3 separate regions of the Mus musculus genome follow, and all the other regions are linked to region 3. The links are chromatin loops, found by intact Hi-C in ENCODE. Cell type or tissue: heart. All regions are shown on one strand. Each heading gives the region's core, and the rest is flanking DNA. Links, peaks and the distances in the headings are about the cores only.

Region 1 (8,256 bases), core at 1,322-6,321, 100 kb after region 3:
AGTTTAACACACCACAAGTGGTGAGAAGATAAGGCTCTACAAAGGTAAGCGAGGCCACTCACGGCCCATTAATGTTTTAATAGTTTCCTGCACAATAAACAAGTCTTGGTTTAGAGTTATTGAAAACAGGCTTTCTTTAATTAACAAAATAAAATCAGACAAGAAAAATGGCTGTGGAGATCAAAGCCTGAGACTGGCAATACCCATAACTAGCACCTGTGTACAGCATGTCACCCTTTCCAGAAACTCGTGCTGACCACTGTCATCCTCTCATGCCCAGGACTCCAGGGTCACCCAGCACAGAGCCCTGTCTGTCATACAGAGCCCTGTCTATGATGTCATACAACCCATCAGTGGAATTCAGTACGGGCCTTTAGACATTTGGCCTCATCAGCTGAGTTTATCAAGATCCTTTGAGAAGTCGTGAAGGGCATAGAAGTCTAAACCAAACCTCTTCCTGCTGGACACTAAAGCTTCTAAAGGCGGATGCCACATTTTCTTTACTCCCAACATTCCCAGACCCTCAAGTCCACGACACCAAGAAAACTGCAGCCTCTTGGTACTTACTGACCAAATGACTAATGGCTCCCAAGTGGTTGATCCTAAAAGGAGAAACCAGGAATGCACGCAGAGGTCTGTCTACTCCTTCTGTGTCAGAGACAGGGGTGCCCCCTTACCCCCCCCCAGCCCCCCTCCTCCAGCTTTTGGCTGATTTGCCAAGGACAACTCATTTGTGCTAAATAGTAGGCTTAGTTCATGCAAACAAGAACAGGAAGCCAGAAATGACTAACTGACTGGATTCGTGTGGTCCAGGAGAGGTAGCATCATCCCCAGGAGGGACAATATAGTAGCTGCACTCAATGCAGACCTGCTTGCTGGGTCCCTTGTGTGGCTGGTAGAGACTGATGTGTTGGAGGGGAGCTTCCTGTATTTTTGTGTTTCCGTTTATATGTGTAAATGTCCTTAAATAACCCACCTTGCCTGGAGAGGAAAGCTAAGCGTCACACCCACTTCTGGATTCCACATTAACAACCTCCTTCCGTGCAGTGTTAAACTTTGCCCCGAAGGGCCTTTTGTTCAACTTTTTAATTTGAAAAACAGATTTTGCTGTCACAGCCCAGCCTGCCCTCCACAGCATGCGTGCGCTCACACACACACACACACACACACACACACACACTGTCTCTCTGTCTTTCTGTCTCTGTCTGTCTCTGTCTCTCTCTCTCCCAAAGTGAAATATCTCAGATCTACTTCTTTTCTGTTTTTAAAATGTATGCCCTGCCCGCTGCGTAGAAAGGGAGACTGTAAGAAAAAGTTGCGTGTGTTAGAATATTGGCAGTTGAGAAGGAAGGTGAGTCCCTTGACTTCATCACCTGTCTCCAGTAGACTCTGGACCAACTCCATTTTGTAAGGCACAAGAGAAGGACCAGCCTGCCACTGTCACAGTGCGGGCTGCCATCTCAGCCCTCTTGTTTAGGATACAGTGGGACGGAGGCTGTTTATGGTTCGTAAATCCTGACTACTGTGAGCATTCCAGAATCCCCACAGAATGGGGCTGGAACTTTCATGGAGCTGTAAATTAAGGGGCGGGAAGTGTGATAAAACTCCTAAGAGAACCGCGCTGCAATGGTTAAATGAAATTTTATAAGCACGTCGCTGGGCGCGGAGCTGTTTTGCATTACATGAGTTGAATACCTTAGAGACACCACATCTGCAGGCACTTTATTAAATCCTGAGTCAGCACTTTCCAACCTGATGAGATTACTTCTCCATCTGACCAGCTAGAAGGAAAGCTGAGCTCTCGGACTGCAGATTTCTTTTGATGTTTCACCTTGAACACTGAAAGAGGACGGGTTCCCCCTCCCACCCCTGGTTCATCCCAAACTGTGGACATTGAGAATGTAACTGGCTAATTTCTTGAAACTAGAGCCTTTGAGGGAGTGTGGATTTATGGGCCACCAAATCAACTGTGGTTGAATGTTCCTGCTGGGGGAGGGGCAATAGATCAAAGCCCAGTGTTTACTGCCTCAATGTAAATGTATCAAGATAACATCCTCTGATGCAGTACTGTAATATTGCCACTCTCGGCAGATAAGGGACAGGGATTCCTTTGTAGTCGCCTGGATACAGTAGGGCAGATTAAGGGCCTATAAAGTATGAAGGCAGAGGCCATATGAAACCCAAGCAGATGTCAGACGTGAGGATGATTTCCTGACTCTCCCTCCACAGATGAGTTTTGCTTCTCGTGTCAGTATCTTCCCAATGACTTGATTCAATCCAAGTATTTCCCAGATTTTCTCAGATCCCTCTCGCTCTCTGTTCTCCTGTCCCAAGAAGAAAGATGCCGAATCCTCCTTTAGTGAGTGCTCTCAGACTTGCTGCGTTTTCAAGTAACGAGATTAAAGGGAAATGCCACAGCAAAGGAGCCTTTCCTCCTATTGCCTTACCCGGCTGAGGCGATTGGCAGTTCTCAGAAGTTTAGGAAAATCCAGGAGCACCTCTGTGTGGGCGGTTGTCACACCTGTCACCACCAGTGTCTTCAACTACAAACTGACAGATAGAAAACTTGGCAAAATGGAGTAATTTCTTATTGCTTACAACTGTTTCTCTACTATATTTCTGCAGATCGTTTACTAAGAGACCTCATTCAAAAAAACAGAAAGAAAGAAAGAAAGAAAGAAAGAGAGAAAGAAAGAGAGAGAGAGAGAGAGAGAAGTTCGTGTGTGGTTCCCCCTAACTGACTTCCCATTCTGGAAGCCCTTGGTCAAGTAGCTGGGTTAATTGTCATGAAGATTAGTGAGATGTTGAAATAAGTACTAATGGTCAAATTACAGGAGTGAAAAGTGGGAGAATAGGTTTTGGTTTGGACCTGAAAGGGTTAATTAAGGTTTTTTCACGGGTTATTAAAGACCCCCAACCCCTGCCTTAGGAGTCATATTGACAGCCCACCACAGGGCAGCTCAGCTCCTCTATTGACATGTTGCTGGTAGGAGCACAATAGCCCCAGTATCTGCAAATCATTGCTAAAATCATCTCAAGGAAAAAAAAGTTCCCAAGCTTTAACATTAGACAAAAGCCCGGGAGTTGCAGTGTGCAGCTCAAAAACCCAGAGTCAGCAACTTCTATTGATTAAAAACTAACCTTTAAAGTAACTCTGAGAGCGTGTGGTTAGCATTTAAATTTAAACATGTCGTGAGTTGATTTGTGTTACTGAATACCAACTCAGAAGGAGTAACATTCACAGTGCGGTTTTTTTTTCTTTCTTTCTTTCTTTTTTTTTTTTTTTTCTAACTCCCTTAAGCAGCTAAAGTATTTCATGAAATGTCAAAAGGGCAGAAAGAAAAAGGGGAGGGGCCAATGCGGGGCCTCATCGTTTTCTTTCCCAGGCAAATATTCACCCCCCAAAAGAAAAGTGTGGAGAGCGAAACACAATAATTAGTCCTTTGTCTAACTTTCTCAAATGCCAAAGAAAGACAGATTAATTAAATATACAACAGTGTTGGTTTTTGGAGCGGGGGTCTAGCTTGCTGGGTAGGTCATAAATTAGGCAGAATAAATACTTCAGTGTGTTTGCAGTGGGCCTGCTACGTCAGAGCCACTGGAAGGTTGGTGGGAGGAGAGTGGCGGGTTTCTTGCTAATGATAGTCACGTCTGGGTCTGTCTGGTTGCTAAGAGCAACCAGACATGATGTAACACCAGGATGAACTTGAACTTGGGGGACTTGAAAAGAGAACAATAGCCCAGAGCAATCAATAAAGCCTATTTCAGTGAAGGGTTACAGAGCTGCTCTGGGGTAACCTTGTGGGCGAGGCACACACTGAATAGTAAGATGTGTGAAGAAACTTTTTTTTTCTTTGCTTTGCTTTGCTTTGCTTTGCTTTGCTTTGCTTTGCTTTGCTTTGCTTTGCTTTGCTTTGCTTTGCTTTGCTTTGCTTTGCTTTGCTTTGCTTTGCTTTGCTTTGCTTTGCTTTGCTTTTTAGCAGAAGTATGTACAGGGCACTGCTGATTTTTGTAATGTCCTGAATGCAGAAACTACGGGACGGAAAACTGCTCCCCCTGGTGACTCGCCAGGTCCCAGGCCTTTGCTTCAGGACTGCCACACTGAAGAAGTCCAGAATTTCACAACTGCCTTAGAAAGCATGCAAACAGATTGGGAACAGCACTTACCACTCAGTTTGAGACTGTTCTGTATAAGAGCAGATATGGAAAGTGGATCTGCGTCAGAGATCAGGAGAAACTTAACGCAGACACGGTTTGCGGTCTGCTTCCCTCCCCTTTCCTTCTTACTGATCTTTCTTTTGTCCACTTAGATTTAGGCCATGCATACTTGCCAGGGTGATTTCTTTTCCAGATATAAGCAGCTTTATTGGGTTCTCCGAAGCGCATGGTCAGAGAGTAAAAGTCTACAGGATGAGTAGTTTTGTGGTTTGAGCTAGGAGTTTTTGTTTTGTTTTGTTTTGTTATAAGCGCCTTTGGAAATCAAAGGTACCTTGTGTGACCAGGAAATTTTACACCATGCCTCCATGGAGCTATCACTTAGCTATTTATCCCTGGGATCAAAGGAGTCCCGACTTTCCCCTAATTGAATCTCCCCGACAAGAGTGAGCTTTAGCCCTCACCTCCGGAATCAGTTCCGACTGACTCAAACCCTGGTGATGTTTTCAATGCAGAACTCACAGCCTCGAAGCTGGTAGGTTTTCTGATGAAAATACTGAATTCTTCAGAATACTTAGAAGAAAGTTGGCAAAAAAAAAAAAAAAAAGTCATACAATTTTTAGCCTCACTTGAGTTTTGAGATTGGTCTATAGTTGCTCATTTTGTTAAGCGAACTCTCTGTGTTGACAAAGAATGTTTCTGAAAGGGACATAAGACTGGCTCCACAGCTGGCAGAAAGCTCCAAGGGCACATTGAGTAGACAGAAACATGAACGAGAACTACAGTGGTTTCATTTCCCCATGAACACAATGGTGCTTCATAAGGTGCCATCTTATTTTATTATGTATCTTTTCTAAGAAAAGAATTTTAAATATATGCCATTGAAAGGATTTGCACCTGGCCGGGCAGTGGTGGCGAATGCCTTTAATCCCAGCACTTGGGAGGCAGAGGCAGGTGGATTTCTGAGTTCAAGGCCAGCCTTGTCTATGAAGTGAGTTCCAGGACAGCCAGGTCTATACAGAGAAACCCTGTCTCGGAAAGAAAAAAAGAGAGAAAGAGAGAAAGAGAGAAAGAGAGAGAGAGAGAGAGAGAGAGAGAAAGAGAAAGAAAGAGGAGGGGAGGGGAGGAGAGGGGAGGGGAGGGGAGAGGAGGGGAGAGGAGGGGAGAAGAGGGGAGAGGAGGGGAGGGGAGGGGAGAGGAGGGGAGGGAAGAAAGGATTTGCACCCATCATGAGGAGCAAGGGGAGAGGCCAGTCTGACTTCCCACCCCCCACCCCCTCCCAGGTCACCAGTGAGTTTTCCACCAGACCTTTCTGTTTTAACTGCTATCATGGGCCACCTACAGAATGTTGTGTTTGTACATTTAGCACCTGTCCTTAGCACCTACACCTCACTGAGAAATATATTGAGAAAGTCATGGAAATAGCTATTTGCTGCAGCCCCAAGCTCACACTTCAGCCACTCCATCGAATTTGCTTGTCTTTCTTGAGCCCTCCCAGGCATTAAGCTAGGTACTAATAAGATAGCCAGGTTCCTTGCCCTCTTCTAATTGGCTCACTACAGGGTTACAAAACCTGCCATGTGACCAGAAAGACGGCACCTGGTAAGATATATGCAAAGCATTGGCAAAGCCCACAAAGGCAATGAATTTTAATGTCAGAGGAATAAGATAAATTTCAGTGGCTTGGGATTTACTGTCATCCCTCGACCACATGAACTCCCAAGGTAAATTCTGATCCCATGGTTAAAAGAGCAACTTTCAAAATAGTTTTACAATATTGAATGCTTTTTGTTTTTGTGCACTGGATCACTGTGGGCCTTGCTCATACTAGCCAAGAGCTACCCACGAGCCACTACACCCAGCACTACACCTGCATTTTAATTAGACTTTTCTTTTTGTCTTCCAGTCCTGGTACCTGGGATAAAAGTTGCAGCATCCCACCATCCTCCAGACAGACCACCTGACCCCTTCTCAACTCTGTAACATGGACGCAACCTCAACCCGGCGCAGTTACAACTTCACTGTCAGTGGAAGGGGAGCGAAACCAACTCGAATCAACTTATACATGGAAACAGCAAACATCGTGGTCAAACAGCAAAGGCCATAACTTTTTGGGATTCTTTTTTTTTTCTTTTTTTCTTTTTTTCTTTTTTTTTTTCTTTTTTAATACTTTAGGGACTGTCGTAATTTCTCATGGTGCTGGAAATGGTTGGGCTGTGTGACATTTGAAGTGTTTCAGTGGTGGCGTGAGCAGTAGGTGAAGTGGTTGGTGAAGGATGAGCCTCGCTCGTGAACTTCCTGTGGTAACACTTGGGAGCCTGGCCTTTTCCCAGTATTTCCTGAATTTGCCCGTGCAGGTGTGTGACCCTCCCTGAGCATCTGGAGACACCTGGAGCATGAAACCTTCTGTAATCGCTGAGATCTGTAACTTACAGGACACTCAAAGGGCAATGGTTTTTTTTGGGGGGGGGGTTGTTTTTTTGGTTTTTTTTTTTCTGTAACATATTAGGGAAAAAATGCAGTTAAGTTGATCTTTCTTTTAATTTGGTTTGGTTCAGCAGTCAGCAGTTACATACATAACACAACCCGCAAGGACAGTGAATCCGCTCCTGTTGCAGAGCAATTTCCAAAAAGACGGCAAAGACTACTACTATCAGTTTGGTTGGGTTTTTGTTTTTTTGTTTTTTTTTTTTTTGTTTTTTTTTGTTTTTTTTGTTCTTAAGTTTTGAAATGCTGCACTTACATTTAAAAAAAAACATTTTTCAACAATTTCAACAATGACACAAAAATTCACATGGAAATGGGGAAGATGGTCTGTTTTGACAGAAACTGACAGGAATCAAAACAATCGAATTTTGAATTGAGTGAAGTGCAATTTCATTGGATAGCTAAGTATCTTTGTAAGATAGAGATTGTTGAAAATTCTATTTTTGTTTTTCAAGTCCTCCCACCCCAGGACTCTAAATTATTGGGGTAAAAAACAGCCTTGCAAGAAAAAGGGGAGCTATTTTTGCTTTTTATGTTTTTTATTGTTAAACTTGTATCCCTTTAAAAAAAAACCGAAGGAAAATTTAAAAAAACAAAAAAAATACAAAAAAAAAATACAAATCTAATGGTGCTTTTACCACAATATGTTAACTACATTAAATGCTAATTAATTATTTTCTGTTATCAAAGCACATAACTCAAATGAAATCATGGTATCTGTTAATTTTATAAGCTAGAAATCACTATAATGAATTATGCCAATTCTGAAAAATTTTACACATGTATGGCAACACCTGATCTATCGGTTATCCAACGCTTCATTGTACCAGACATTGTCCAGAAGTTTCAAAGACCCTTTGCAAACCCTGAACTGGGCTACGGGAAAATAACACGAATACTGATAAGGACACAACTATGTGTGCCCATTCAGATCAAAGTACTTGTTAGGGAAAAAAAAAAAGTTCACACCCTCCCCGCCCCCCCCCCCCAGATGTCTTGTATCTTATGTTTAAGGGAAAAAAAAGACAAAAAAAAAAAGACAAAAAAAATCAAAAAAGGAAAAAAAAGCAGAAACAAATAAACAAACAAACAAAAAAAATGCAAGTGATTTTTCTACCAGACAGCGAAGCACCCTTGCTTCCCATGCAATGTCACGGTTTCCTATACTATACATATATATGTGTTCTGGTCGGCAAAGCCTGCCGACCAGAGGAAGTCTCTCTGCATGTTCTAGTGTTAGTAACTAATTTTTATATAGCTAATGTAGGATAAAGTAGAGTGCATTAAGACAATATTGTAACCCCACTCTAGGCACTTGCCTTTAAACTGTCTCAGCCCTTCAGAAGGGCTCAACTACTGTCCTATACAATCAAGTGACTGAAATTCCTGGGAAGACACTTTGCTCCTCACCTAACCCCACCCCCATCCCTAAACGATGTTGTTTTGTTTTTATTTTTTTCCTTAATTTGCACGAAAACAGAAATTCCATATCAATGTGCCTTGCCCTGGATAGTGATTATTTGTGGAATTGTTGCACATGCTCCTCAATTGAAGGGGTTTTTTCCCTACTCAAGCATTCGGAGACACTTTCTGTAAATGTTAACCTTTATGTCA
Region 2 (8,256 bases), core at 1,322-6,321, 81 kb before region 3:
TTACTATTGTTATTATTTTTAAATGGCTTGGAGCCATCTCTGAATTTAGCAATAAAGTAAATGTATCTAATAATTCTTTCTATGTGCATGCTCTGTGGTCATGGGTTTCACAAATTAAATGGTGGAATACTTGTAGGATATGATTATAATGATCCAAGTAAATGATCCTCAACCAATTCAAAATTATGTGATTAAGACCCCAAGGAGCTACAGCAAGCAGTCTCCTTTCCTTCTTTTCTGCTTGGTGTTGACCCTCTGTGTGTTAAATTATGTGAAAGTTAAAAAGCAAACTCGTAACACACTAGCAAAGTGTGTGTGTGTGTGTGTGTGTGTGTGTGTGTGTGTGTGTGTGTGTGTGTGTGTGTGTTTGGGTTAGAAGTTGAGAGTATCCGTGATCCCTTGTCCGAGAGACAAAGAAGCTATTTTAGGTATAGCTAGTTTCACTTTCTGTAAGTGGTAGTGTAAGGCTTTTTTTTTTTTTTAATTCGACATGGGATATGGTCAGCTATCACCTGGACAGTCACAGGTCCCCTCCTGTCCCCTCCTGTCAAGTAGCTGCATTCTGTGTGTGCAAGGCCATGCTGCATGTCCCTGGAGGAGCAGCTTCCACTGCCAACTGTCTGCTTTCAGCTTGAATTATCTCAGGCAGACATCCTGGCTGGCTGCAATGCAGGATGCAGGGCTCGGGCCTGGGAAGACCTAAGTTTGGCAGCCCTAAGTTGGGGAGCGAAAAAGAAAAAGGAAATTCTATCTTTTCTGGTGCTTTTCCCTTCTTGGTTTTCCTAGTCGAAATCAATGGTGGGGTCGATAGCTGGCTCTGACTTGTTCCCTGCATGCTGAGTTTTCCTGATGTAAGCCTTCAATGTCTGGGCTGCAGGCCTTGTGTGTCAGGGAAGGCTTGATGCTGTCACAGCCCTCCTGGGTGACATTTAATTCCCGTGGTAGCCTTTGTAATCCAAGAAGGGAAGCTGAGATCAATTTTTACACCGTTTAGTTGTGGAAGAAAATTTTCTTTCTTCCAGTTGATCATTCTTACAAAAATCAACCATATTTATATATTTTTCTCTAAACAGCAAAAGCGAATAAAATGAGATCTTTGCATTAGTGCGTATTTTGAAATGAAAAACAAATCAAGTCCTGCCCTGAGTTGTTAAAATGAAGTTGGGAATTTTTCACATTCCTTTCCCATGACAAAGAATGACACATTTAATTTAAATATATCCATTTTGGGGAAACAGTAATCTCTACAGTGACAGTATCAGGGTGGTATACAGTCAGCTCCCTGCTCATGTGGGTTTAATGCATATCTGACACTATATGCTGGATTTTATGCATATTGGATAATTAGGAGATTAACCATTATATATGATGTATATTAAGAAGTTTCTATTTTTCTTTGATTTTTTTCCAATGGACTCTTATTGTCTAGATTAGTAATTGCTTATTTTCTCTTCTAAAACTTCTTTTAGTTGCCTGTGTCCTTCCAGTCTAACATTTATTCTTCAATATAATACCTAATACCTCCCCCCCCCCCCACACACACACTGTAATTTTCCTTTCATTGGTTATGGTGTGGTCAATGAAGATAAGATGGTAAGACTGTGTAAAGTTTATTCAAGTTTTGAAAGAGATTTCTTAGTGGATTCAAAATAGGTTGTAAAATCATTAGGAAACATGGAGCTGGAAATATTAACCACTAGCTTAGTAGTGCAGAGCACATACTACTCTTGCAGAGTTCAGTTCCCAGCACCCACAGTGGACAGCTGTTAACTATATGTAACTCCATCTCTAAGAGGATGAGATGCCTCTGGCCACCAGGGGCATCTGCACTCATGTGAACATACTGTTACACACACAGAGACATACACAGACACACAGAGTCATACACAGACACACAGATAGAAAGACACACACACATGCATGCACACATACACTTAAAAGTAATAGAAATAAATCCTTAAAGTAAATTAGGAAGCAACATCCTATGAATTATATTTCTTTAAAATACTAAATATTTTTATTTGAAATAACACAAATATTTGAATGGCAATACCTTAGGAAGAACATTAGAATCAGGCCTTGTCCTCAGTGTTACATATCAATCATGTTGTATTAATTGAAAGGGTTTTATATAATCTCATAAAGAAACAGGCAAACTCCGGGCTTTCTTCTGTACTGAAAATCTATCATTCATGTCTTCCATTACTGCACTATAATTATGGTAAGTGAAGCAGAACAGGATCAATAGAGCAATTTATCAATGCATTCCAAGCCATCCTAGCATGGTTTACGTCATATCACTGCAGATACTGTCACTCAGCAGAGAGACTTTGAGTAGCATAACGAGGTTAGGCTGACCCATTTCAGCATAATGTCTTCCTATGTAATGTTCCAGTTCTGAGCATGATTTAATGAATTGTTTCACTTTGGATGGTATTATATGAATTAAAATATTTCCTGAATTGAAATCGGTTCAGGCTTCAGGTTTAAGAGCCCTGCACTAATGTGAGCACTGTAGTTGATGCTGTGTCTCCCCCCGTTCCTGTGCCTTTCTTTCTATTGCACCTCATTGGAGCTAGAGGATGAGCCAGGTGCCTCGTACACCCCAAGGAGCACTGGTATTTAAATAAATGTGTTGCCGTTTTATTTAGTAACTCTAGTCTTTTATCTTTGGCCATCACAAAATTTAGAATTCTTTAGGCTTTATTGTCCTGTTTGTGATTTGGCAATAATAGTTGGCTAATAAAAGAATAGTTTGGGGATTGTTTTCCCCCCAAAAGTATGAACAATATGGTCCTTTTATCATAAAGCTTCTCCCTGTGTTGATATGGAATTATTAAATATTCATAACATTCAAAGGAAGTTACTGAATCGTGCCGTAAAGTGTTATTTATTTCAGTATGAAAAGATATTTTCGGATTATTGGATTGTCATTTTCCTTTTCCATATGTTGTAAAATTTCACTCACTGTCATTTCACTTAATTCACCAGTGTAGGAAGCTGTACAGGTTTTATAACGATGTCGGTCCCAGCAGTGCACAGTTACTGCTTGTATTTTAAGTTGTTAGACATTAAGAAATGCTTTCAATGATAATGTAGGGTTTTTTGTTTGGTTTGGTTTGGTTTTTGTTCTGGTTTTCTATTTTTATGTAATCAAATACTTCAAAATTAAATATGTTAAAAGGTGAAAGAGTGAAGCCAAAGATGTTTTGAAAAACACCAAAATCTGCAAAGTTTTCCTTTTCTCTGTTTAGATGAGCCTTAAGAGTTATTGTTGGGCTGAGAGGTGGACGTTGTCTCCTTACCCAAGGAGAGTTTCGTACTACATGACTGAGACTTCCCTGGGCTCATGAGATAAGACCATGGGTACAGTCTGTGACACTCGGTTGCCATTGTCTAGAATCTAGTTCTCAGCTTGCCTTTGAACAGACTCTGAAACATTTTGATAATATTTGTGGGTTTTGTGGGGGCCGAGCATGTCTGCCTTTCTTTTCCTTACCTGCTCCTGGTAAGAGCCTCCAACATCATTTAACAGCTTGTCTGCTAACGGCTTAAGGACACAGAATAGCAGCTGCATTACATAATGTGTTCTAAGTTAAGGAATTTGAGATGTCATTACCCAAATGAAGATGTAAATTGTTTTGTTGGCAAGGCTTATAAGGAGGGTTTTGTTGTTGATGGTGGTGGTTTGTTGTTGTTGCTGTTTGTTTTTTTGGTATTTTGGAGGGTTTTTGTTGTTGTTGTTGTTGTTGTTGTTTACCTGCTATCACATTGTATTGGTTAGCATGGACTATTTTAAACCAGCATTCTATTTAAACAGTGTCAGCGAATTCTGAGAGCTTGCCAAACAAATCCTCAAAATGGTTGCCAAGCTGTAAGATGGCTGCCAAGATCTAAGCACACTGAGCAGGTTCAAAATGGTGACCAACTTCTCAGAATTTGTTGGTCAGGTTCTACTTCTGCCAGTCCCTTCCCCCATGCAACTAACACCCAGAAAGAGGGGTGGATCCCAAAGATGCGAGACTTGGCACTAACTCCTTGGCACGAGTCCTTGTAGTGTCATCCAGAGATTCGAGGAGTCACCGAGTACTTCTTGTTTCACATGCTTGGCAGGAGACGATTCGAGGGACACTGGGGTGAAAAGCCATTGTAAAATAACATGGCCGTTTCCTCTTCCTGATCTAGTGTGCACCAGATAATTCTCTGGAAGAGATGTGGGGAGACTAGACAAGGCAATACTTTCTTCAAAGAGCTTTTTAAGCGAGAGCAAAAAGTGTTGACTAAGACTTTTGGGCTGTGCCTTTTTGTACTGCTTGCATGAAGTGGCACAAACTTTATATACAACAGGTTTAAGATTTATTTTAGTTTTGCATTTGTTTACTTAAGTTTATAGCAATTGCATTCTGGCAGTTGTGCTACTTAGCAGATTGAAATAAAATCATAGGGTGAATTAAAACATACTGCTGTTAGTACTGATTAGAATTTTAGCTTAGTGTAAATACCGGATGCAGGGTCCAACTTTTCAGACACTTGGCATGAGCTCAATAGGGATCTCCAGGCTACACAGGAGACAGTGTGTGTGTTTGGATGCTTTAAGAATTCTTGGATAGGTGCAGCAGACTGCTACTGCTGGCACGGTGGTTCATTGTGCTGGCTGCATAGTGTGCTCGGATTCCAAGGTAGACAGAAGAACTGGGGAAACGAGAATAAGGGAGAGTAGTTTGAACTTAAAACACAAAACCCGAAGAAAAGAATTTCTGTTTAAATTGTAGAGCTGTTACTGTGCACTTTGGCTATGGATACAAACAATGATTCCTAAACTAAGGTGAAAACGAAGGGCTTGGGGCGATTTGAAGGATGCCCTGGTAGCAAATACAGTTTTAAAACTGGGGATTTTTCTGAGATGAACATATACAGATGGATTAGCTTCTGCGGGCAGTAAGTATAGCAAATGAATTCCTTAAAAGGGGCTTGTGCTTAGCACCACCAGAGACTAGCTTTTGTTCTGCCTGAGACCAGATTCTTCAAGGTAGCTTTTAATTGGCACAAGCAGTTTGGTTGGTACTTGGGTAGCTTTCAAAAAAGCTGTTGGTCCTAACAGGTGCTGTTGCTGTTGCTGTTGCTATTGTTGTTGCTGATAATAGTTCAGAACTAGAATTAGAAGTTACTTAGTGTGAGATTTTTTGAACTCTGTGAATTTGGGGTGGGTGGTTCAGCATGGAGCCTGCTTTTGGCTCTGCACACCGTAAGTCAGAAGACATCTAAGAAGAGTGGCTTTTGATACATGGAAACTTTTCTCTTATAGTTAGCCAAAGATGCTTGTTGCCATTTAAGCTTCCTACTATCCATTTCTAGCCTTTTCTCTCTTAGTAAGCAGTTGTTAATAAAGACACAATCATTTGATAGGAGAAGCCAGATTGATTGACAATGCTGAAATTTGAATTCAGGTACCTTTCCATGAAGAATGGTAGCGCCCCTTTAGCTTTGAATATCAGTTCAGGCTGGGGCTAAGGAGGTGCCTGGCATTGGCTTGGCAGTGTGTCTGAAGGTTGCAAGATCCCTCAATACGTTTTTATATGGTCTATTTATACTGTTTTGTGATATTACACCATTAAATAGCTTAAAGCCCTGTAGTGTGCACAATGTTGAAGAGATTGCTCAGTGGTTAAGAGTGCTTCCTATGCAAACGTGAGGCCCTGCATACAAATCCCCAGCCCCCACAAAAAGGCCAGGCATGATGATATGTTTCTGTAACCCCAGCAATTCAGGGACAGAGATGGGCTGATCCTGGGAGCCCTGTGACTAATGGCCTAACTGAAGCGGCAACCTTCTGGTTTAGTGAGAGAGCCTGTCTCAAGGCAATAAAGCCGGGAGCAAGTACCCAACACCCTCCTTGGGCCTCCACATAAACACACATAGAAATATGCACCGGTACCCTGACATTTCTCTCTTTCTCTTTCTCTGTCCCTCCCTCCCTTCTGCCTGCCTCTCTGCCTCTTTCTCTCTCTTTTTCTGTCTCTCTGTTTCTCTGTCTCTCTCTCTATCACACACACACAATTTTTGTGATAATTCTTACACATTGTACTATCACTTCTTTTAGAATGCACCGAATAAAACCTTTGTTTTCAAATTTAAAATTGAAAGTTCAGGCCAGACCATCACAAGAAATCGCACACTTTTAACTTACAAGTTAGTAATGATGATTCAAATGAGAGTATTTTTCTTTTTGTTTTTATTACACACTAGCTGATATTTTAGTTCATATTTGGGTGAATAGTATTGTGTGACAGTGACAAAAAAACCCACATAAAATATGCAATTTTTCTCTTTTCATACATATCCATCCATGAGTATGTAAGCAAGTAAGATTTTTTTTCACACTGCTTGCAGCATGAGATAATTCTAAATTTTAGAATATAAAATGCCAGGTGGGTAATGTTCGTGGAAGTAGAATAGAGCCTATTTTTACAAATTGGCAAAGAATTCATCAGCATTCATACTTTCGTAAAAAGCACAGTAGTTTTCAGGGAAACTTTGTTCGCCTTCTTATAGTCGGTACTTTGGTGAAATGACAGACTCCTTTCTTCGGGATATTTTCCTATTAGCCCTTCCAAAACAAGGATTTTTATCTGCAAGGGTTGTTTGTGTTTGACACTGATGTTGCTGTGTGTTTACCATCTCATCCTTTTCCATACAGCCCACGTGCATGCTTGGTGCATGTGCTATGTGTCTGCCTCTGTCTATCCAAGTATGTATAGAGATATAAACTCCTCTTTCTATATAGCTCGCTGTATAGGGCAACCCAAACAGCTGTTAGTCCTTTTTATAGCTTCTTTAATCTATGTGCCAACAAGTCAGTTTACAAAATCTGTTTTGTTGATGACTGCTGCGATAATAATTGTGGTGTTTTGTGGCTTGGCAAAAGGCTGGGGTCTCCTCTGAGGACTCTTGCCAAAGGCTTTGAAGGGGTTGAGGTGGATCCACTGCCAAAATGAGTCACCACTCTCTATTTTATTTAATGTCCTTCTGCCAAGGCCTTAGACACTTTCTGTTTTCATTCTTTTGTAGGCTTCCCTCCCCACATTGTGGTTTTCTTCACAGCCAGAGGCCTGGGTCTGCCAGGATAGGTGAGAGAGGCTGGCTCCCCCGTGCCCAAAGCCAATGTGCACTGAAGTGGAAGGCTTTGCTGTTGTATACCTTAAATGAATATGTGGGCTGGGTTATGCAGTTATGAGTTACAGATAAAATGATGGGTTTAGATAACCACGTCCTGCATAGTCACCTCACCCTGGGTCAGGGATCCTCAGAAGTACGCCTAGTATTTTCCTCAAGTGACATTCAAATCATATGACCAAATTTTAGTGGTTTTCATAATTGCTTAAAGCCCCTAGATTATTCATGAGTTCTGGCTAAAGGCCCAAATCTTGAAATTCTCCTCAGACAAAAGAGCCCCATCCCCCTCCTTTCAAGTGCCATAATATTTGGCTTCGTGAAAGTATTTTCTACACATGCCTAATAGACTTCAAAGACTAATCCCAACATTTATTCCTACCTGTCTAGATTTAAATTGTTACTCAGAAGTAGACTAAGAGATATGAATTGCTGATGTGATGACTGAAATATATTAGAGATTTAAACATTTCCTTTATTCAGTATTTTAGTATTTGAAACACACTGGGCTAAATATCTATTTGCTGGGTTTTTGCAGCTTAAATACACACTGCATTTACAAGGTGATAAAAAAACAATAGTGTCCCACATGATAGCAAGCAGGAGCATGGTTAGATCCTATCTGAACCCAGATAGGTTGGGGTTTTCTTTCCCTTTCTAAGCCATAGTTACAACATCATTCTAAAATCTAATAAACCATATATATGGAATTAAGTTGAGGTTGTAGTTTTTGTTTTCTAAATATCCATTCATTGTGGTAAATCTTTAAGCATGGTACACACAGTGAAACTTCATTATAACATCCCCTGAAAACATTTCCATAAAAATAAAGTAAAAATTTCAAAGTTCAAAGCCCTAACTGTAGGCACCAAAATATTTTCCATTTATTATGGTCCAAGCTTTTGTTCTTTGGGGAGAACACTGTAAAGATAGCTTTATTTAACACTTGGTTTGCAAAATGAATGCTACTAAAATGGGTTATTATTTTAATAAAATTTTCAGTTACAGAATATAATGACAAAGGTGAAGAGTGTGAACAAGTAAGCAAGATGAGTGCCAAGTTGATCATCTCCTGCCTAGGTCAGA
Region 3 (8,256 bases), core at 1,800-6,799:
TTCTCCACAGCCTCCAGACCCAACCCAAAAGCTATGTCTGTTACCAAATAATTTTACCCACCCCCCAAACCCCCCAAAAAAAACCAGGAGCACAGAGGGAACTGGGTGTGTGCTTAGACCTCACATGCTCCATCATAGCTCTTAGGCCTCACATGCTCCATCATAGCTTAGGCCTCACATGCTCCATCATAACTTGGTGAGTATTTATACTTGTTTTGTTTCAAGTTTTCGTTTTATGACAGTTGGCTTTCTTCTGTTTTTGTTTCCACAGGACATTTGGGCTTCCAGGACAGCTTTGTCACATCAGGTGTTTTCAGTGTGACTGAGCTAGTAAGAGTGTCACAAAGTAAGTATAGTTTTGCTCTGATTCGGTCCAAATTTGCCTTCAGTGTTACTTCTCATAGGGCTTTAACACTTTCACAGCACCCTTTCTGTTCTCCTTAGAAAAATTATACCAACTAGTTTGTTTAAAAGCCAGTATTTCTAGGCTAGGAATAATTAAGAATTTTAATGTGAGGCATCATGGTAAGGACTAATGCTGAATGTCTCACACAGTCCTGGTTACAATGTGTGAACTTGGCTTTAGAAGATCTTGAGTCTTCCCTCTGGTTTCTGAGGAATTCTGCATTTAAGAGACATTGTTTCTGACCTTTAAGCAATGCTAATGCTCTCAGTATGAGTGGCACATTACAGCATGGTCATTACCAGCTTGTCGATAACAACTACAGTGGTGATGGAAGAGTTCATGCCACCGCCCAGTTCTGTTGATCAAAGGCCCATTGATTGTATGTTTGTTATGGCATAACCCAAACAGGGCAAAAAGCATGGGAGTCTGGCTGTCTATGTCTCTCTCTCTCTCTTCTCCCCGACAGCCCCCACACTTCACACAAACGGTTGCCCTCCTTCCAGAATGTCTCTGTTTTAAAAGCATTCCTACAGAGACCGCCTGCTCTTAGACTCAGTTTAAAAGTGAAATTAAACATCAAATATTAAAATTTTACTTTTATCTGACTAAAGGTAGGGAAATTTATATTGTTAAACATGACTTTCAAGCAGCATCAAGTTCTTTACAGAATGAAATGGAATTCGTAGCCCCTATTATATGTGTTATAGGCTTGCAAGGATGCCCGAGGAAACCAATGGGCTGTGAGATGCCACAGAAGTCAAGCCAGCCTGGTCTTCCAAGCCTGTATTCTTCATATCTTGTTTTGGTCATCACAGGCTGAAAGAATCTTTAGCATCCAAAAAATGGGATACGATGTGGGACTAGAGAAAAATCCAGGTGTTCATGAACATTTCCCATTTGCTAAGCACTGTGTTGGGCCTTGGAGGGAGGAGCATCATTAGTTGATGTTGATCCTTGGTGTGTCTTAGCTGTACTCTGAGTTGTGCAATCTATACTCTGAAGCTAACTAAGGGGAGGTTGAGAAAGTCTTCTGTTTAAGACCAGGCAGGTTAAGTGGTGGGGAGGCAACTGTGCATGTTAGAATTCTGACAGTCAGGGAGGCTGCTATTGATGGTGAGGTGCTATTGACTGATGCTACTTCTGGGTAGAAGTGGCAGAATCCTCATAGGGAAGCAATAGGAGTAACGGGTGATAGCCTGCAGTGGGGAAAATTTGGCTTTATTATGAAAGGTGTCCCAAAGTACTAGGTGAGGGGGAACTAGATGATTTTATTGAACAGGAAGACATGCGCCTCCCTGGCTAGTGCATGGTGGATTAGCCAGTCCCTGGCCATAGACAGATAATAACGCATATGTACTAAAGGTAATCAATATTCTATATTTTTCTTATTAGCTTACTAATAATAGCATATAAAGAGTATGTCTTATCAAAGTGTATCAGTCATAGAGGCATTAGAGCGAAGTATATTTATTGAGGCTTTATTGAGATCCAAGCATAGCCTTGATTAAAAAAGAAACCCTTTTTACTCTAAGATTAGAGCTCTAGTCCGTTTCCTTCTGCCTTAGCCACTCAAATGCTTGCATTAGTCTTCATTACCAGCAGAGTTCCAAGGTCTGGGGGTTGTAAGAGGCCAGACAGCTCAGAACCATCCCCAGCCTCTTGCCCTTCCTCCCTTCCCTCATTTTCCTTTCAGGTCTTATATCTAAGATTGATTAGACCTCCACTCAGTCTAAGGCAGCATGATTGCCAAGTGAGTTCTACATGTTCCTTCAAGACTGCCAGAAGGGATGCCTGCCCTTGGGGCTAAGATTGCAGAGTGTCTTGGATTGTTTCCTGTGCCTGTGTAGGGGGCTGGTTAGCAAAGGCCTGGCATTGTGAGCATCCTTCAGCTTCTCAATGCTTTCCGACTCTGCACACTGCTGTGCCATCACTCCAGGACTCACTCACACATGGCCTTGTGCTGACTACAACTGTTCGGTAAGAGCAGGACCGGGCTGCATCAGCTAAACCATGGCTTCAGGCCAAACCGGTCAGCTACACGCCAGAGACCCTCTCTTCCTTGTAGACCTTTAATCTAAGTTTGTCAAGGTTTATTTTTATAGCTTGCCTTGCCTATTGCAACAGGGATTCCCAAGCTCTGTCCTTCGACCAGAAAGCCTTTCTCAAAGGCATAGGCTCTAGTTAGGTTTCTGTTCCCGTGATGAAACACTGACCAAAAACAACTTGAGAAGAAAGGGCTTATTAGCTTACAGGTCACATTGTATCATCAAAAAAAGCCAAAGCAGGAACTGAAGCAGAGGGCACAGAGGAGTGCTGCTTACTGCCTTGCTCAGCCTGCTTTCTTAGACCATCCAGGAATACTTACCCAGGAGTGATTGATACCTCTCATGGTGAGCATGGCCCACCCACATCAATCATTAATCAATAAAATGCCCTACTGATATGCCCACGGGCCAATCTGATGGAGGCAACCCTTCAGCCCCATAACTTCCAGCTTCATAGTTTGTGTTAGGATGACAAAAATACCCAGCACAACACACCATCCGAACTGCATAAAGAAGTTGAGTCTATGACCTTACCACAATCACAACTAGTTGTGACCCCATACAGTGTGGAGACTCCATATTACTCAGAAACGATACCCTTGTCTTAAACTGTTTCTCTTTCCAGATACATAGTGCTAGCCTTCTACATGTGATAGTAAAAATATTTACTTCCCCCAGGAGTCCAGTGAGGTTCTCACTGTGATGGGGTAGGGGGAGCTGTTTCAGTATTTGCAAACGAAGAGTCAAGTTAAATAACTACTCTCATGTCTTTGCCTGGGAGAGTATCATCTCCACAGTGGTGGCAATGACAGAGCAGCTCAGTCTCACGAGTTCCTAGGTGAGAGTTAGACTAGACAGCCAGGCTGCTTGACAATAAATGCCTGGAGCAGATGCTAGGAACTGCTGGACTAGGGACTCTGGCCCAGGAGAGCTGCAGGAAGTCACAAACTCCCTCACCCTTGCCTCCCGCCAGCACCCTTTAATTTCTGCCTTTATCATCTAATGTTTGTGAACTGTAGCAACGGAGACGCTGGCGCTGAGAGTATGGATTTGTTCTGTGGCCCATCTCCACACGTGGCAGGACCATCTGAAAGCACTTCTAGTTATTTATTACCTTGTTCCACGAGAGGGAGAAAACACAGACCACTGCACCCTGGGCCAGAGAAAAAGAAGAATTCAGTACAGGGGAGAGGCTCCCAGGAGCGCCTGGGGTTCCGAATCCCTGAGGTTGTTTTAGCATAATCCCATGAAGGAGGAGACAGGAGCCATCTGTTGAGAGGTGCTTCACTACACAAAGCCCTCTACTACAGGCATTTCCAGATAGGCCCCTCCCCTGAGCTGCCAAGGAGAGCCCATTCTGCTGGCTGCTGAACGTCCCTGCTTCAAGGGCTCTCTGTCAAACCCACTCTTGTTTATTTTGTGCCAACGTTTCCTCAAAGTACGTGCTCTGAGGCTGCCAAATGTCCCTCCTGGTGTGAACTCAAAAAGTTCTGTCCCAAACTCCACTCCTGCTCATTTCCTTCTAAAGTGCTGAGTGTTTTCCTTGAAGTTGCTGGAGAGATTCTGAAACCTTAAAGGCTTCCGTGGGAAAGAGTAAAAAGACCACAGATACACACACAGGCCATTGTGCCTCTGCTCCGGCCTGTTCCGATTGCCAGCGTGGTTTGTTACACCCAAACTGGCTGCAAGGGTTAAGTAAACTTCGTGGCTCGGGATGACTTCACAGCCCTGGAATTCTGCAAAGCCAGGATTCTCAGTACACTGTGGCTGGCCTTAGAGTCTTTGGGTGTGAAAACCACTCTCAGCTGCTCAGCCTGTGCTGAGTTCCTGCTACATGGCTGCAGAATCTATTAAAGTCCAGCAGATGAATTGCCCTGGCTCTGCCACAAAGCCTGGCTACCCGATGGACTTCGGGGTTCCCAAGTTGTTTGTCAATGGAGAGTGGCAGTGAATGGAACGGGCCTGTGCCTCAGCCTGGCATGAGGTGGCACCCTAGCGGCTGTTTTCTGCCTTGGGAACGTGCACTGCTGAGATTCTCACACAGGAATCATCATGGGAGTTCCGAATGCAGTTTGTTCTGAACTTCTTTTTCAAGTCCTTGGTATGGCTTCCAGCGCCCATACGCAGGCACTTAGGATTTCTGACCAGCAGTTTTGTAAGAACCAATGAATCTAGTCTAACCTGACGTGTAGAAAGAAGTTCTGGGGCAAAATTAACTCAGCTAAGAGAGGCACAGTAAGAAAATGAGACATTGGTAGGGCTAAGCTCAAACTTGAAAATACAAATTGTCCTTATCTGGAAAGACTAATGAAGAAGCAGGCCTCAGATGAGAAGTCCCGGGGAGGGGGCATCTTTTGAGGGTTACCACTTAAATAGTGGCGGTTCTTTCTACCTTTATTGGAGGAGGATGACTTAAAAACTTCCTAGTCTGAGCAGGCAGCCTGCTGGCTCTCTCCTCTGTTAACACACACAGTAACAATGATCATGGTACAGAAATTAATTTTTTATACAATTTATACTCTTAAGCAAGAAACCATTTAGACTTCAGCATTAAAGGAAGAAACAAAAAGACGATAATAAAACGTCCACTGCAGCCCAGCCCGGACCGTCACTGTGACCTTGCCTTTGTTTGGCATTACACAATTCAATGGCAGGCCACTCAAACTATGCTCTCGATCAATATCCTATTAAAGCAGCACAAAAAGTCTCCATAAACTTAGTGGTTAGCTATGTTTATAAATGGAACTCGGCATAATTAGATGGTCAATAGCAGGCTCTACTAGTAATTTTAAAATGAACATCACACATCTTATGCATAGAAGCCAGAATCAACCCCTCTGGAAGGAAGGTCTGGTGTGTAGTAGACAATAGGTTGGATGGCCTTTTTAAAAAAAATCTTCTCTATGTCCAAAATGCAGCTTCTAAAGAAAATCTGTTAAGTAAGCCATATAATAGAAAATTCTAATCGGTCCCTTAAGGTTTTTTTCGAGTCTAAGTCACTTCATTCTAAATGTATTACACCATGGGATATGTTTCATTTTCTAGTTTTAATCAAGCCCCCACACAGAGAGGAAATAATAAATGTTGCCACACTCATAGAAAAGGGAAAAAAAATCAGTCTATCTGGCTTAACTAACAGATTTCCTCCCAGTTCAATTCAATACAATTTTAAAATAAATGTTGAAGTTGAATTATTTCCAAAGAATGCTTTGTCATACAATTTTTATTTCCTTGATTCATTTGGGGTGAGTGTTTGAACAGTAAAGCAGGAAGCAAATGGAGTGGACCAGCTGCACTAGGGTTTCTACCATTCACATTTGGGTGGCTAACCTTGATGTCTATCCCTTCCCTTCCTCACCAACCAAAAGACGATGAGCTACTAAGAGGACACCCCCACCCACAGGCTACTTTATCCATAGCTGGTCCCATCCGACCATGAGATATATGTGTGCCCTGTGTTGAATATATGTCCTGAGCAGTGTGTGTGAGCTACTGTGTAGGTCACACTTAGGTCAGAGGGAGTGTGCTTTTGACACTGGGTAGCACTGTGCATGTGTGCCCTGTGCTCTTTGGTATATACATACTCCTGCCAGTCCTGGTTAGAGCTGCTCATGGCTGGGTTTGGGCCATTTATCTCTATCCTCAACTGAAGGGTCTGCTAAATTTCCCAGACTCATGAGCACTCTTATGATAGACACTGGATCTTGGAAAAAGAAACACACACTATACTTTGATATGCATACTAACTTGTTGTCATGGTCCCTGTTTCTCTAGGTCCATCTACTGCTAATCTTTTCTAAGTAACTTCTACCTACATAGTGTGTGGTTAACACAGACTATCAAACACACACATGCCTGTAGGATGCCAGGAAATAGTTCAGGATTTATAATAGGGGTGAACATTTGAAATTTAATAGCTGTGGGACTCTGGTCAATATTTGCAGTGCCTCTTGCCTGTGTTTTCTTCGTAGGTTATAATTATTTAATACAAAATATTTAAAGTAAGTCCTGGCTATAGGCTGAGCATAAATCTGAGTGCTAAACTGGGGAGACCTCTCAAGAACACAGAGGTAACATAACAGGACGCCTCATGTTGGATTAGTGAGAGCTCAATGATGGTAATCACCTTGATCATTACTGGCTTAAGCCTTTGCCCTTGATCATCTACTGTGTGTTCTTGAGCTGATCCTGGAGCTGACCACTATCAGCCAATTTTATTTAAAAATATTCACATGTGTATAATTATGAGTGACTGATTTGAGGACTGTGTCCTAAAGCTTGGTTTATTACAGCCATTTAGTGGTCCCGTCAGGTAACAGCTGTGACAGAAGAAAACATACTAGTACTGTTCTTACTCATCTATCTAGAAAAGTCTTATTCCTCGTGATTTTTAGCCAAATCCTACATTTCTGCCAACATTCTGGGTAGCTAATGGGAATTTAGTGAACAAAGGACATAATCCTATTCTAACACTGACATTTTCCAACATTAAATGGTCAGCTATGAATGGGTTAACCATATCAGTATTTCAAATAATACATAATTCTACGGTGTTTTTAAAAATGCTATTTATGAGCAAAAATTCAAGAGATCGCTACTGATAATGTAATCTTCACTAAATCTTTATTTGCTCGTAAGACTCACCTTTAAGAACAGATATCAATATCCAATGAGTAATATTGGGGAGCTTGCAAGGCCTTCTTGTGATCTCCAAATACCTGATATAACTCTTTTTTGCCCCACAATAAGGATGCAAAATTATTGGGATTTGTTCTGGAGTATGTGCTTGTAGCTTACCCTCATGGATTGGAGAGGCTGTTGGTGGCACCCTGTAGGGATGTCTGCGATGGCTGACTGAGCACTCAGCAAAACCACACCATACATCAGACGCTGAGCCATCCAGTATGTGATTAATAGAGTACATAATTAACACCGAGGATTTCTCAATAAGAGCAGGAGGAAAAATCAAGCAGTTCTCCCTAAAAAATGGTTGTTGTTATTGTTGTTGTTGTATAGATAACTAATTAATGTGTTATTAGGAAGGGTCTCTGTTGGTACAGCTAATGGTCAGATAGTACCAGTGTACTCTTGGGGAATGAGCTTATATGTAGATGTCCTTCCATGGTTTATAGATCATTGTGGTAAAAAGACCTTTTATGCCATCAAATCCATCCTCTGTCAAGAAGACTGAATCCCATGGCTGAAGTTGTATCGTATGCTAAACGGGTATCTCATCTGACTTCAACCAAAAGCCAAGACAAGATGATGCTCTAAAATGCAGAAAATCAATTCCAGTCCCAAAGGCAGAAGCCACTAATGCAAGAGATCAGTCATCATCATTTGCTGCTCATGGCCACTCTCCTGGACCAATTTTGAGACCCTGCATCTAGAAGAGCAGTAGCTACAACTCCTTGTGCTGAAGACTTGGAGAAGAATGTAGGGGACATAGCAGCCTTGCTACTTATGGTGATAACTTATCTCATGAGACACATCTTCCCTGTAATTATGAGACAGCAAAGACAAGAGCAGGAATGTGGCTCTCCTATTTCTTTAGCTGATATCTACAGACACCTGACATCAAATCCCTGTGCTACACCTGAACATTTTGCTAAACATCACCCTTCATTTTCTCATTTGTCAATGAGAATAATGTTGATGTATACCATAGGGATACCATAGGATAAAGTTCTATATTTTATTTACACTATCTGGTACATAATAAAAATCAGCAGAAAGAAGTCCTTTGCTGTTTTCATTAGCATGCTCATGATTTTAGTTCAATTCAGTAAACATTTGTTACACATG

What was found. Peaks named below come from ENCODE experiments on the same cell type or tissue, not always from the same donor. Only the 100,000 strongest peaks of a DNase experiment are listed, where the experiment ranks them.
Region 1: it touches region 3 in a loop (4-fold over the local background); 12 of 42 quality-filtered maps call a loop at or near these places.
Region 2: a loop joins it to region 3, with 4 times the contacts of the local background. A loop is called at or near these places in 7 of 42 quality-filtered maps.

The regions. Positions count from the first base shown.
Region 1 is chr4:98,105,157-98,113,412 of GRCm38, forward strand. Nfia (nuclear factor I/A) reads left to right here. Exons shown (of 11, transcript NM_010905.3): 11 at 6,062-8,256. The coding sequence ends at 6,079. Among named protein-coding and RNA genes, the nearest start is that of Gm34784, 17 kb to the right of the region's middle. In heart, for the core only: a CTCF peak has its summit at 4,077 (motif pointing left); DNase peaks (open chromatin) are centred at 3,595 and 4,055; H3K27ac peaks cover 2,622 bases.
Region 2 is chr4:97,920,047-97,928,302 of GRCm38, forward strand. All of the region lies in intron 2 of Nfia (nuclear factor I/A), which reads left to right. Among named protein-coding and RNA genes, the nearest start is that of Gm40208, 14 kb to the right of the region's middle. In heart, for the core only: a CTCF peak has its summit at 1,825; a DNase peak (open chromatin) is centred at 4,045; H3K27ac peaks cover 264 bases.
Region 3 is chr4:98,000,121-98,008,376 of GRCm38, forward strand. Nfia (nuclear factor I/A) reads left to right here. Exons shown (of 11, transcript NM_010905.3): 4 at 272-346. Among named protein-coding and RNA genes, the nearest start is that of Gm34218, 19 kb to the right of the region's middle. In heart, for the core only: CTCF peaks have their summits at 3,144 and 4,450; DNase peaks (open chromatin) are centred at 2,311, 3,391, 3,771 and 4,291; H3K4me3 peaks cover 1,223 bases; H3K27ac peaks cover 2,571 bases.